Linked DNA regions of Homo sapiens: region 1 is linked to region 2. Evidence: read pairs that join two places in POLR2A ChIA-PET (ENCODE). Cell type or tissue: A673. All regions are shown on one strand. Each heading gives the region's core, and the rest is flanking DNA. Links, peaks and the distances in the headings are about the cores only.

Region 1 (6,862 bases), core at 679-5,678, 290 kb after region 2:
GGGAGATTAAACTGATGTCTTTGTTGTTTTAAACTGTTTTGTTTGTTTGTTTGTTAGTGGTGGTTTTCTTTTTCTTTTTTTTTTTCTTTTCTTTCTTTTTCTTTTTTTTTTTTGAGATGGAGCCTTGCTCTGTCACCCAGGGTCGAGTGCAGTGGCGTGATCTCGGCTCACTGTAAGCTCCACCTCCCAGGTTCAAGCAATTCCCCTGCCTCAGCCTCCCGAGTAGCTGGGACTACAGGCAACCACCACTACGCCTGGCTAATTTTTGTATTTTTAGTAGAGGTGGGGTTTCACCATGTTGGCCAGGCTGCTGTCGAACTCCCAACCTCATGATCTGCCTGCCTTGGCCTCCCCAAGTGTTGGGATTACAGGCATGAGCCACCACGCCTGGTCTGTTTTAAACTGTTTTTTTTTTTTTTTTTTTTTTTTTTCCCAAGACAAAGTCTTGCTGTGTCGCCCAGGCTGGAGTGTAGTGGCACGATCTCGGCTTACTGCAAGCTCCGCCTCCTTGGTTCACACCATTCTCCTGCCTCAGCCTCCCAAGTAGCTGAGACTACAGGCGCCCGCCACCACACCTGGCTAATTTTTTGTATTTTTAGTAGAGACGGGGTTTCACTGTGTTAGCCAGGATGATCTCGATCTCCTGATCTCGTGATCCACCCGCCTCGGCCTCCCAAAGTGCTGGGATTACAGGCATGAGCCACCGCGCCCGGCCACAAAGTGTTTTTAAGGAAATTTCTATCCACTCTTACTCCCTTTCATCCCGTAACACGTAGCTCTACTAGCCTGCTATTGGGCTTTCCTGCTAATGAACAAAGTTCCATAGCCTCATTCTAAAAATTGTGCACATCTTTGTATATACGAAATACTATAAGATAAAGATGAAGATGTCCCCTCTCCCCTGCAGCAACTGAGGGGGGAGATCTTGCTTTTATAGAACGAGTTCAATGAATCTGAACGTAAGAGTAAAGTCTGGCCGGGCATGGTGGCTCATGCCTGTAACCCCAGCACTTTGGGAGGCCGAGGTGGGCAGATCACCTGAGGTCAGGAGTTAGCAGAGAGCAGAGAGCAGCCTGGCCAACGTGGTGAAACCCCGTCTCTACTAAAAATACAAAAATTAGCCAGACGCGGTGGCGTGCGCCTGTAATCCCAGCTACTCGGGTGGCTGAGGCATGAGAATTGCTTGATCCTGGGGGGCGGAGGTTGCAGTGAGCCGAGATCGTGCCACTGCACTCCAGCCTGGGCAACAGGGCGAGGCTCCGTCTCAAAAAAAAAAAAAGAAAAGAGTCAAGTCTGATATTGACAGAGCATCAGTCCTGATTTTATGTGCTATTGGATACTGGTAGGAACGCTTGTCACTGTTACCAAGCAGCACAAGGGGAGCAGTGTGAGTGGCAACTCTGCAGCCGGCTGCCTGGGTTTCATCCTGCTTCTGCCACTTACTGGATTGTGGCATTTAGCAAGTTACTTAGCACCTCTGTGCTTCAGTCTGTCATATGAAATGGAGATGATAATACAACTTCTTCATTGTGGGTTGTGAGGCTTAAACGAGTTTGTTCATATTCATATTATAGCTACATATATTATAAAGAGCACCTGGCCCATAGTGAGCCATTTAGAATATTGGTTTGTTATCTATCACCAGAAATCTGTCCCTGAAAACAGAGTGTTAAAAATCATCTTGATGGTCGGGCACAGTGGCTGATGCCTGTAATCCCGCACTTTGGGAGGGCGAGGCGGGTGGATCACCTAAGGTCAGGAGTTTGAGACCAGCCAGACCAATATAGTGGAACCCTGTCTCTACTAAAAATATGGAAATTAGCCAGGCGTGGTGGGGTGTGCCTGTAGTCCCAGCTACTTGGGAGGCTGAGGCAGGAGAGTTGCTTGAACCCGGGAGGTGGAGGTTGCAGTGAGCTGAGATTGCGCCACTGCACTCCAGCCTGGGCGACAGTGAGATTCCATCTCAAAAAAAAAAAAAAAATCATCTTGCAGGCAAGGTGCAGTGGCTCACATATGTAATCCCAGCACTTTGGGAGGCTGAGGTAGGTGGATCGCTTAAGCCTAAGAGTTGAAGACCAGCCTGGGCAACATAGTAAAACCCTGTCTCTACAAAAAATACAAAAATTATCTGGATGTGGAGGCGTGCACCTGCAGTCCCAACTACTTGGGAGGCTGAGACAAGAGGATCACCTGAACCTGGGGAGGTCAAGATTGCAGTGAGCTGTGATTGAGCCACTGCACTCCAGCCTGTGTGACAGGGCAAGACTGTATCTCAAAAAAAAAAAAAAAAAAGAAAAAGAAAAAAAATCATCTTGCAAAAGTTGTATAAGACCCATACACAGAAAACTACAAAACTCTACTAAGAACTAAGAGAAAGTTTTTAAAAACACCTAAATCAATGGTGAGATATACCATGTTTTGGGATTGAAAGACTTAATATTAAGAGGTTAAATCGGCCAGGTGCGGTTGTGCATGCCTGTAATCTCAGCACTTTGGGAGGCTGAGGTGGACAGATCACTTGAGATCAAGAGTTTGAGACCAACCTGGCCAACATGGTGAAACCCGGTCTCTACTAAAAATACAAAAAATTAGCCAGGCGTGGTAGCGTGCACCTGTAATCCTAGCTACTCAGGAGGCTGAAGCAGTAGAATTGCTTAAACCTGAGGTTGCAGTGAGCAGAGATCCAGCCACTGCACTTCAGCCTGGGTGACAGAGCAAGACTCCATCTCAAAAAAAAAAAAAAAAGTTTACAGATTTGATGCAATCCTAATCAAATTCTCAGGGTTTGGGGTCAGCTCTTCTGCCCCCTTGCGGAAGCTCTGTAATGTGTGCACTAAGTCAGGATGCCCTCCCTTCCCAGCGGTCAGATTTCAGGGCTAGCCACAGAGACCGCCCTGGCAAGTCTGCTGGGAGGAAGTGAGGCAGCAGCCCTTTTCTGGCATGCTCACATCTCCTTGGCGTGAAGCAGCACCTGGGCCTGCAGCTGCCAGGAGCAGTCCTAGATGGTCCCTGAGTGTCTCTGATCCTGAGCCAAGTGTGTGTCTTTAGCTCCTTGAGGAAGGTCCCCAGTAGGACACAATTAAAGTCAGAGGCAAGAACGATGACATGGGTTCTGTCTCTCCTCGTACGCTCCACAGCTCAGACCTGTGGGTTCCAGCTGGCTCTTGCTCTCCCACACCTAGCATCCCTCATCCCTTTCTGATGGCCCCTTGAACCACCCCGCCGCAGACTTCAAGCTCCAACATCACAGGCAGTGAAGACAACATTTTATGGGGGTTGCTTAACCAGCCCCTGCAACTGGATAAGGTCAGATTCAGATTTTTTAAAATTCGTAAACAAAATATATACATCTTAGTGGTTCTGTTTATTGGCTGAACCCCAACTAATACACCCCTAAAAAGCATTACCGTGGCAGGGTACAGTGGCTCATGCCTGTAATTCAAGCATTTTAAGAGGCAAAGTTGGGGCCGGGTGCAGTGGCTCACGCCTGTAATCCCAGCACTTTGGGAGGCTGAGGCAGGCGGATCACAAGGTCAGGAGATCGAGACCATCCTGGCTAACACAGTGAAACCCCATCTCTACTAAAAAAAAAAAAAAAGAATACAAATTTGGCCGGGCGTGGCGGTGGGCGCCTGTAGTCCCAGCTACTTGGGAGGCTGAGGCAGGAGAATGGCGTGAACCCGGGAAGGGGAGCTTGCAGTGAGCTGAGATTGTGCCACTGCACTCCAGCCTGGGCAACAGAGCGAGACTCCATCTCAAAAAAAAAAAAAAAGAGGCAAAGCTGGGAGGATTACTTGAGCTGGGGAGTTTGAGGTTGCAGTGAGCCATCACTGCACTCCAGCCTGGGCAACAGAATAAGATCCTGTCTCTAAAAAATTAAAAAATTAAATTTAATTAATTAAAAATTTAAAAATTAAAAAAATGTTTAAAAAGCATTATTCTCTGCTGGGTTCGGTGGCTCACACCTGTAATCCCAGCACTCTGGGAGGCCAAGATGGGCATATCACTTGAGGTCAGGAGTTGGAGACCAGCCTGGCCAACATGGTGAATCTCCGTCTCTACTAAAAATACAAAGATTAGCCGGGCGTGGTGGCAGCTGCCTCTAATCCCAGCTACTCGGGAGGCTGAGACAGGAGAATCGCTTGAGCCCAGGAGTGGGAGGTTGCAGTGAGCCGAGATCGTGCCATTGCACTCCAGCCTGGGTGACAACAATGAAACTCTGTCTCAAAAAAAAAAAAAAAGAAAAAAGCATTATTCTCCTACATCTCTCCAAAATTACTTAAAATATTTTAAGGGACAAATGGATATCGATTTCCAATGAGTTCAGGGTAGGCTGTGCTGCTAGACACGGTGGTGTCCGTATTTGAGCTCGATTCCCGTTCTTGCTAGGGTAGCACGTTATCGCTCCTAAATCATTCACGCGTTAAAGACAAAATCATAGTGTGAATTAGGCACACTTAGAACTCAATGATCTTTTTTTCTTTTTTTTGAGGCGGAGTCTCGCTCTGTTGCCCAGGCTGAAGTGCAGTGGCACGATCTCGGCTCACTGCAACCTCCGCCTCCTGGATTCAAGCAATTCTCCTGCCTCAGCCTCCAGAGTAGTGCTCTAGCAAATTAACTGAACCCAAAGAATGGGTCATGGGAACCTCAACTTGAAGCCTGTTGGTCAGACACTCCAGATGTCTGAGCTTTCTACTGGTGTCTAAAGCAGGGGCAGTTTTGGGGACTGGGCCCTCAACCTGTGAGATCTGACACCATCTCAAGGCAATGTTGGATGTGACTGAGAGGACACCTGGCTGGTGCCTGCTGAAGAATGGATTGCTTGTTTGTTGGTGGGAAGAAATCCCCCACATTTGGTCACAGAAGTCTTCTGTGTTGACTGTTGTTGTGTTGGTGCGAGAGCAGAGGAAAAACACGGCTTGAGTTTGTGTGTTTTTCTACACACTCAGTTTCCCAAGCCCTCTTAATTCCCAGCCGTTGCTTGTTGCCTGTTGCTGGGGTCTCCCGGCCAAAGCTGAATGCCTCTTCACAAGACCTTGTCGTGAGTCTTTCTGTGGTGTATCTGTCTGACCCTCACCCATCTGAAGCTTTCTGTAGGATGTTAGGTACATAATCTCTCTTTGACCATGGTTTTAACTCCCGGCCACCAATTCCAGGGCAGATGGAAAAGTCGTGCTTGGCCTTCTAGCACACTTACATAAATATTCCATAAAAGTAAGAATCACCAAAACTGACACAAAATGGAGAAAAATCACTCAGTTAGGTCGATCATCAATGAGGACACTGAAAAGGTAACCAATCCTCACCTAACCTCAGGCCTTGATGGTTTTACTGGCAATTTCTACCAAATTGTCAATGAACAGATCATTCCACATTACAGAGACTATTCCAGAGAAAAGAAAATGATGGGAAGCTTCCCAAATCATGACCGAGGTTTATCACAACCCTGATGCTACAACTGGGCAAAAATAGAAAACAATTTTTTAAAAACTATAATTCATGAGTAATTTCAGTCAATGAGACACAGCAGCCCAGGAACTGAAGAGTCCCTGACTAAAAAGGCATTAAATCTGGCCGGGTGCGGTGGCTCATGCCTGTAATCCCAGCACTTTGGGAGGCTGAGGCAGGCATATCACCTGAGGTCAGGAGTTCAAGACCAGCCTGGCCAACATGGTGAAACACTCCTCTCTACTAAAGATACAAAAATTGGCCGAGCGCGGTGTCTCATGCCTGTAATCCCAGCACTTTGGGAGGCCGAGGTCGGCAGATCACCTGAAGTCAGGAGTTCGAGACCAGCCTGGCCAACATGGTGAAACCTCATGTCAACTAAAGATACAAAAAATTAGCTGGGTGTGGTGGCATGTGCCTGTAATCCCAGCTACTAGGGAGGCTGGGGCAGGAGAATCTGTTAAACCTGGGAGGTGGAGGTTGCAGTGAGCCGAGATCACACCATTGCACTCCAGCCTGGGTGACAGGGCGAGACTCCATCTCAAAAAACAAAAACAAAAACAAAAAACAAAAATTAGCCAGGTGTGTTGGCACGCACCTGTAATCCCAGCTACTCAGGAGGTTGAGGCAGGAGAATCACTTGAACCCAGGAGGCAGAGGTTGCAGTGAGCTGAGATCGTGCCACTGAACTGCAGCCTGGGTGATGGAGCGAGACTCAGTCTCAAGAAAAAAAAAAAAAACAGAAAGGTATTTAATCTGCAGGCCCCAGAGCTGATGGCTTCCCGGAGCTGGGCAGGTCCACACTCCCTCAGCCTCAGGACCAAGTGTCCGTGTGCGTGAGTGACAAGGGGCCTCAGAAGCTACACGTGGGAGTCCTGAGACTTCCGCTCTGTGCTGTTACACACGTTGTCCCACCTGTCCTGTATCTTTTCTTAAAGCCAAGGAAATGCATACTGGGTGAAGCCTATCACGTCTCTTTTGATAGTCAATCCAAATCACAAGCCACTACTACTTGTCAAACAGAATGATATTGCAACTATATCAATAGATTAAAGGAGAAAAACCACATGACCATCTCAATCATAAAAAACAGAAAGCATATGCTATTAAAATAGCATCTTAGGACCAGGCACTAATCCCAGCATTTTGCCTGTAATCCCAGCATTTTGGGAGGCTAAGGCAGGTGGATTACTTGAGGTCAGGAGTTAATGACCAGCCTGGCCAACATGGTGAAACTCCATCTCTACTAAAAATATAAAAATTGGCCAGGTGTGAAGGTGAACACCTGTAATCCCAGCTACTCAGGAGGCTGAGGCAGGAGAATCGCTAGAATCCGGGAGGCAGAGGTTGCACTGAGCCGAGATCGTGCCAATGCACTCCAGCCTAGGCAACAGAGCAAGACTCCATCTCTAAG
Region 2 (6,862 bases), core at 1,146-6,145:
AGGAGTCAGTTTCATCAGTGGTTTCCTTGCTGCTTCACCTCTGTTTATCACATCCTTTCTCTGTAAAATGGGAATAATGATACCTTCCTCATCCTACCTCAGAGAAATTTTGTATAGATAAATAAGACATTTAAAATTGTAACAAATGTAGAGGAATGTGCTCTTTAAGAATACATTCTTAATGTTGATATTTTAAAAGGGGGCAGTCTGGCCTAATCTATAGGATCTGGAACCTGGCAGGCCTGGATTTGCCTACTGACTCTTTTCCTTGTCTTAAAATGGGGATAATAATGGAATCTCTCCCATGGTGTAGTAGTGAAGATTAAATGAGAATTCAAGGAAATCATCGTGAATAGTGAGCATTACATAAATGTTAGCTAATATTAGTAGTTGCAGTAATAATTTTTTTAAGGGTCCCAGGTTGTAGTTGATTTATCATGAGATTTCTTTGAAAAAGAAGACTCATGCCTATAATCCCAGCACTTTGGGAGGCCAAGGTGGGCCAATCACTTGAGGCCAGGAGTTCGAGACCAGCCTGGCTAACATAGTGAAACCCCATCTCTACTAAAAATGCAAAAAATTAGTTGGGCGTGGTGGTGCACTGCTGTAATCCCAACTACTCAGGAGGCTGAGGCATGAGAATCACCTGAACCCCGGAGGTGGAGGTTGCAGTGAGCTGAGATGGCGAGAGTGAGACTCTATCTCTAAAGAAAAACAATTAAAAAAAAAAGTTCAGGGGACATAGGAGGAGTATTAAGTATTTTAAAATTATTATTATTATTTTTGAGACAGAGTTTCTGTCTGTCATCCAGGCTGGAGTGCAGTGGTATGATCTCGGCTCACTGCAACCTCTGCCTCCTGGGTTCAAGCAGTTCTTCTGCCTCAGCCTCCCGCGTAGCTGGGACTACAGGTACCTGCCACCACGCCTGGCTAATTTTTGTATTTTTATTAGAGACGGGGTTTCACCATGTTGTCTAGGCTGGTCTTGAACTCCTGACCTCAGGTGATCCCCCTGAGCCTCAAAGTGCTGGGATTACAGATGTGAGCCACCGTGCCCGGCCAAGGAGTACTAAGTCTTTGTGGAAGAGTCAGGAAAGGCTGTGAAGAGGAGCTGCCCTTTAATTGATTCTAAAGGATGAGTAGGAATTTTCCAGGTAAATGGAGGGAATAGTGAATGGGCAGAGGAAACCATTCTCACAGAGGCATGGAGGCATTGGAGACAGGAATATATAGTGGACCAAAAGTAATCCAGTAGGATGAGTGGAGAGTATGAGGTCCTGAGTGGTAGGAGGAGAGGCTGGGCAGAGGAAGGCAGGGCTCAGATTCTGAGGGTCCTTAAATGCCATGCCAAAGAGGTTAGACTTTTATTCTGAGAGTCTAGGGAGTCTTTGCAGCCTGTAGAAGAGGAGAATACATATAAGAAAAGTGAATGAGCCGGCAGGATGGAAATCTGATTAGCGTCTGGCATGGCTGAGTATGTGGCCTTTAGTAATTGGACCTCTGCAGCTTTTCTCCTCCACCTTTGTCTCGGCTTCCACAGAGTGAGGAATGTGATGCATGCTGGAGACGGGTAATGTGACTGACCGAGAGCCCTGATGGACAAGGTGACGTTGGTGATAGCCCTTGGTGTGGAACAGGACCTGAAAGAACAGGAGCAGGGGAGGTTGAATAGAATTTAGCCAGCCTTCTTAGGAACACTCCCAGCAAACCCTTCTCTAACCCTGAAGGCTTTCACAGCTCACTTTGCCGTGCATTTAGAAACTCCTCAGCCCAACCGCTCCCTCTTTGTTCATTTGTTTTACATTTTACAAACATTTGAGGAAAGGCACTGGTTGTGGGGCATCAGGAAATTGTTGCGGTATGTTCCTTGTTTTCAAGATGCTTATGTATTGTGCGGGGAGGGGAGGATGTGTATCCAAAACACTGTTGCACAAGGCAGTACATTGCAAATGTAAGGGAGACACAGACATTTGTGGGCAGAATGAGTAGGATTTTGCTAGGAGGAGGTGCGCTGTTGGGCTTTCAGGATAGGAAATCCATGAGCAAAGGTGTAGAGCTAGGACCCTGCAGAGAACCCCAGCACAAGGAAGGGGAGTGCTGTGTGTGTGATGGGGCCACTTGCACCATGACAGAGCTTACAAGAAGAAAGTGAGGAGGGAGTACGGCACAAATGGGGAGGCTGTTAAGCAGTTGGGCCTGGGGAGCCATTCATAAGCTTTGACTTGAAGTGACGGCGTCAGAGTTGTGCTTTATTTAGGACCTTAAGGGGTTGGTTGGAGGGAATAGAGACTGAATTTGTAAAGACAAAAGTTAAGAGTCTGTTGTGGTGGTTCAGGTAGAATAACAGCCTGAATCAGGCTGGTGGCTGCGGATTGGCAAAAAGGGCAGACATCAGGGAAGGAGGCAAGGTAAAATGCTAGAATCATCAGGACTGGACTGAGGAGACTGGTGGCTAGAGAGATGGTATTGTCATTGTCAGAAATAAAGAAGGAACTGGTCAGGCAGTAAGAGGAAAAGGCTCTGGTTTTGGAATCTGAAGACCTGAACTCATGGCCTCCCCCAAGCTCTGAGATCTCCCTAGGTTCTTTTTACCCCACTGTTAAAAGGGAACAGTAATGCCTACCTCATAAGATTACAGTGAGAAATAAAATGCTTTATTAACATTGTTAGTGTCTGTGCTGTTGTTTAAAAGAGGGTTGGGTTGGGTGTTGAGTTTGGATATCAGACTTCTAGGAGTTATCCAGGCAATTGGAAATTCAGTCTGGAGTTCTGGGCATAGGATGGTGTTAGAAATGAGTGTTTTTATAGTTTTCAAAATGACAGCCAAAGCCATAGAACAAGATGGCCAAGGGGAAAGTTTGGAGGAAACAGAACAGGGCCACTGACAGACTACTGGAAAAAACTGGCATTCAGGAGACAAGAGCGGGGGACGGGGTGGGGAGGCACATCAGGAGAGGTCAGGTGATGCGTGAGCAGGGTGGGAGGGAAGTGCTTCAAGAGGGAAAGGCTGAGTGGCCAGCAGTATCGAATGCTGTAGGAGTCAAGAAGAGGGCATTAGAGAGTTTAGAAGGCCACTGGTGGGCCAGGCATGATGGCTGACGCCTGTAATCCCAGCACTTTGGTGGGAGGCCAAGGCGGGCAGATCACTTGAGGTCAGGAGTTCGAGACCAGCCTGGCCAGCATGGTGAAACCCCGTCTCTACTGAAAATACAAAACTTAGCCAGGCATGATGGCGGGCGCCTGTAATCCCAGCTACCTGGGAGGCTGAGGCAGGAGAATCGCTTGAACCTGGGAGGCAGAGGTTGCTGTGAGCAAGGATTGTGCCACTGCACTCCAGCCTGGGTGACAGAGTGAGACTCCATCTCAAAAAAAAAAAAAAAAAAAAAGGCCACTGGTGGCATGTGACAACTGCGGTTTCTTCTGTAGTGGGCAGATTCCCATTGAGTAGATGGTGGGATAGTACAGTCAACACGCGTTGATGACTCTCGAGATGTTTGATGGTGAAAGGAAAAACAGGAGATGGTAGCTTTGCAGATAAGCAGGGGCAAGGGAAGGGGGGTGGTTTTCCTTTCCTTAGTTTAGGAGCTTGTTTGGAGTGGGAGGAAGAGAAGAAGAGACAAGGAGAATATTTGGTGCGGGGGAAGAGAGTCACACATGCTGAAGGGGTTAGCCAGCCAGGGAAGGAGCAGGGGTGCTCTCAGAGACAGGACAGCTGGGAAAGGCTGAGGGAGTGATTGTGGAAATTAAATCCAGCACCTCATGGAAAGCAGCTGACGGGTTGTCATATAGTAGGAGCTCAGTAACTGTTTGGTCGGTTGGTCCTGCCTTCTGTCTGATTCCCTTCCTTGTCCTGAGCTCAAACTCATTTCTCCAGCTGCTTGCTGGACATGTCACCTGAGCCACCTCAGTTAAAAATCTTATCTCTAAAATGTTTCTGAGTTCCTCCCCCATTTTCCTCCATCTTTCTGTCGTCATTATCTCTTGCCTGCATTATTAGAATTACTTCCTAACTGGACTCCCCCCTTACTGGTCTCTCACTTGCTGGTGCACACTTGGCACTGCTACTCAGGAGATCTTTCTAACCCACAGCCATCTGATCATGTTACTCCCCTGCCTCAGCCTACGGGTGTCTCAATGCCTGGTGCAGAAGGTGTGTCGCTGCTGTCCGTCTGTTGTGCTGCTTCCACCTCTCATGTAGTCTCCCGACACTCCATGTCACCCATGCTGCTCCTCAACACACTGAGCTGCTTCCTGGTCCCTGAACTTGCCATGATCTGCCACGCCACGCTTTGTTCCTCTGGCTAGGATGTCCTTCCTCCTTCTGCAGGCCCAGCACTTGTTGACCTAGCTTGGCATCAGCCCTTTGCAGAACTGTCCTCGGCTTCCCCAGGCAGTGCTTTATGTTCTCTTCACACAGTCCTAGAGTGCAGCACTTGAGCTGTATTGCAATTAATTAATTTCCTGTCTGCCTCCCCCACTGGGCTGTGAGCTCACTAGGGGCACCTGTAGTCCTAGTACCCAGCATGAGGCTTGGCATAAAACCTGGGAGAGCCTCGGTGGCTGTTGTTGAATGAAGTAGCGAATGCTCTGCTTGATGGAGAGGTCTGTGGCACTGTCATGTTTTAACTTGGTGTGTGCCCAGGTTTTCTCTCAGGTAGAGAGGACCCCTGTTCCTCTGCAGTGCTGGGGTCGGGGGGTGGTGGCCTTTGTTAGGTGGGGTTCCTGGCTGGCTGGTTGGCAGGCTGGTTGGTCAGGACTCCCTCTCCTGCTGATGTCTGGGCTCTTGTCACCAGATGGGACTGAGTATGGGCTGAGTGAAGCTGACATGGAGGCCTCCTACGCCACAGTGAAGAGCATGGCGGAACAGATAGAGGCCGATGTCATCCTTCTGCGGGAACGGCAAGAAGCTGGGGGCCGCGTGCGTGATTACCTGGTCCGGAAACGAGTAGGAGACAATGACTTCCTGGAGGTCAGGTGAGGAGGCCGCGGGACATTTTGGGGTCCCCATTCTTCACAGAGGTTGGTGACTGAGCCTGTGGCACTTGGCGTGTCAGCTCCATCCTTTCCCCTCCTGAGGCGGGGAAAGAGTGTCCAGGTGTCTGGAGACGTGGGCTCCTTGCTCTAATTCTGCACTTCCCTGTCACTTTGGGAAGAGCACGAGAGAGGCCAGCCGTGCATTCTGTGGCCATTCTCTGTGGGTGTGTTTCTTTTCCCTTCAGCCTGTGAGCCTGGAAACCAGGGTCATGGAGAAGAGCCTTTTGTGCCTCTGGTAGCCTTGCGGCTCTTCCTGGCAGCACCCAGAAGCTAGTGGGAGTTAAGGGAGATAGCCGCTGTGGGAGTCTGGGCCCTTCTGATGACTCTACAGCAGCAGCTCTAGGAACCTTCCCACTGTGCTCCTCCGGCTCAAGGAGGAGCTGTGAGCCGGAGGGGATCGGGGCAAGCCTGGACTTGCGGATCCAATTACTGGGGTTATGATGGTCGCTCCACCTCACTCATTCACTAACTCTCACATAGATGTATGGGTTCATCTACACGCAGGGTAGCAGTGGTGGGCAACGTGGATGCTGGCAAAAGCACGCTTCTGGGGGTCCTGACACATGGGGAGCTGGACAATGGCCGAGGCTTTGCCCGCCAGAAACTCTTCCGCCACAAACATGAAATTGAATCTGGTCGCACCAGCAGTGTGGGCAACGACATTCTGGGCTTTGACAGTGAAGGCAATGTAGTGAACAAGCCTGACAGCCACGGCGGCAGCCTGGAGTGGACCAAGATCTGTGAGAAGTCCACGAAAGTCATTACCTTCATCGACTTGGCTGGTCATGAGAAGTACCTGAAAACCACTGTCTTCGGCATGACAGGCCATCTGCCTGACTTCTGCATGCTCATGGTGAGTGGGAGGCGCCCCAAGGAGGGGAGGCGTCAGCAGGGCTGCTTGGGTCTGGTTATGTGCAAGTCTGAAACTGTTCTGAGACTGAGGCCTGTTGGTTTGGGGCTTTGACATCGGGTGAGGCTGGCGAGTTTTGCAGGGGTGCCCAGTCCTCTGAGTAATGGTCTTCTCAAGGCTTGAACCTTGATCTCTCCCTTACATTAGACTAGGGAAGGTATCCTCTTGGTAAAAACCAGGTACCCTTGAAGACCTGTCTTATTTTTTGCAGAGGCATAGAGGAGGGTTTCTCCTGGGCCTTACTTGTTACCTTCAGAAATGTTTTCTGCAGAGGATTGGGCTACTTTGAGGAGGTGACACCAGGTAGGTAGTACCTTCAGAGGGGCAGGCCTGGGGAAGAAACGGAGAAGACAGCCATAGGAGGCACAGGCCACAGTCGAGAGGCCCTGAGAGGTGGCCTCCTGGAGCCTGGGAGGAGGATCGGCCAGTGCACAGCCCTTGTTGAGAGGCTCCTGTGTGTCTGGTACTATGTGAGGTCTGATGATACAGCAATGAACAGGGCTGTCCAGAGGCTCCCAAAAAGCTTAGGGTCGAGCGTGATTAAATTTTTAAGCAGCTATTCCTGCTCGGAACATTAAAAACAACCAAAAAGTGTTTAAGCAGCTCATCTAATAGATTAACTGAGAAAGAAAGGGAGCAGAGGGCTCTGTGTTGGATCTCATTGCTAAGCTTGCCTTTGTGACCCACTGATCTTCCTCCCTGGACAGACAGTGGGAGTGCTGAGGGGAGCGGCAAGGCCTGTAACCTTGTGCACATCTCCACAGCTTTCACAGCAGGAGTAAGGAAGAGGGAGGGCGGGAAGGGACAGAGTCAGAGACACACATGCCTCGAGTGTTCCCTCGGCAAGGCCTTCCCAAAACCCTTCCCCATTTCTCGATTCCTTCAGCTGCCTGTATTAATAAATGTAGTAAACATAAG

The links. ChIA-PET counts read pairs that join two places held together with the same protein. Peaks named below come from ENCODE experiments on the same cell type or tissue, not always from the same donor. Only the 100,000 strongest peaks of a DNase experiment are listed, where the experiment ranks them.
Region 1: POLR2A ChIA-PET joins it to region 2 with 10 read pairs; 4 of 35 experiments call an interaction of 5 or more read pairs at or near these places.

What each region holds. Positions count from the first base shown.
Region 1 is chr22:39,000,468-39,007,329 of GRCh38, forward strand. No RefSeq gene overlaps it. Among named protein-coding and RNA genes, the nearest start is that of APOBEC3B-AS1, 5.7 kb to the left of the region's middle. In A673, for the core only: a CTCF peak has its summit at 2,835 (motif pointing left); a DNase peak (open chromatin) is centred at 2,804.
Region 2 is chr22:38,711,114-38,717,975 of GRCh38, forward strand. It overlaps GTPBP1 (GTP binding protein 1), which reads left to right. Exons shown (of 12, transcript NM_004286.5): 3 at 4,794-4,974; 4 at 5,539-5,887. Among named protein-coding and RNA genes, the nearest start is that of GTPBP1, 8.6 kb to the left of the region's middle. In A673, for the core only: no CTCF peak of the experiment used is centred there; no DNase peak of the experiment used is centred there; H3K27ac peaks cover 2,569 bases.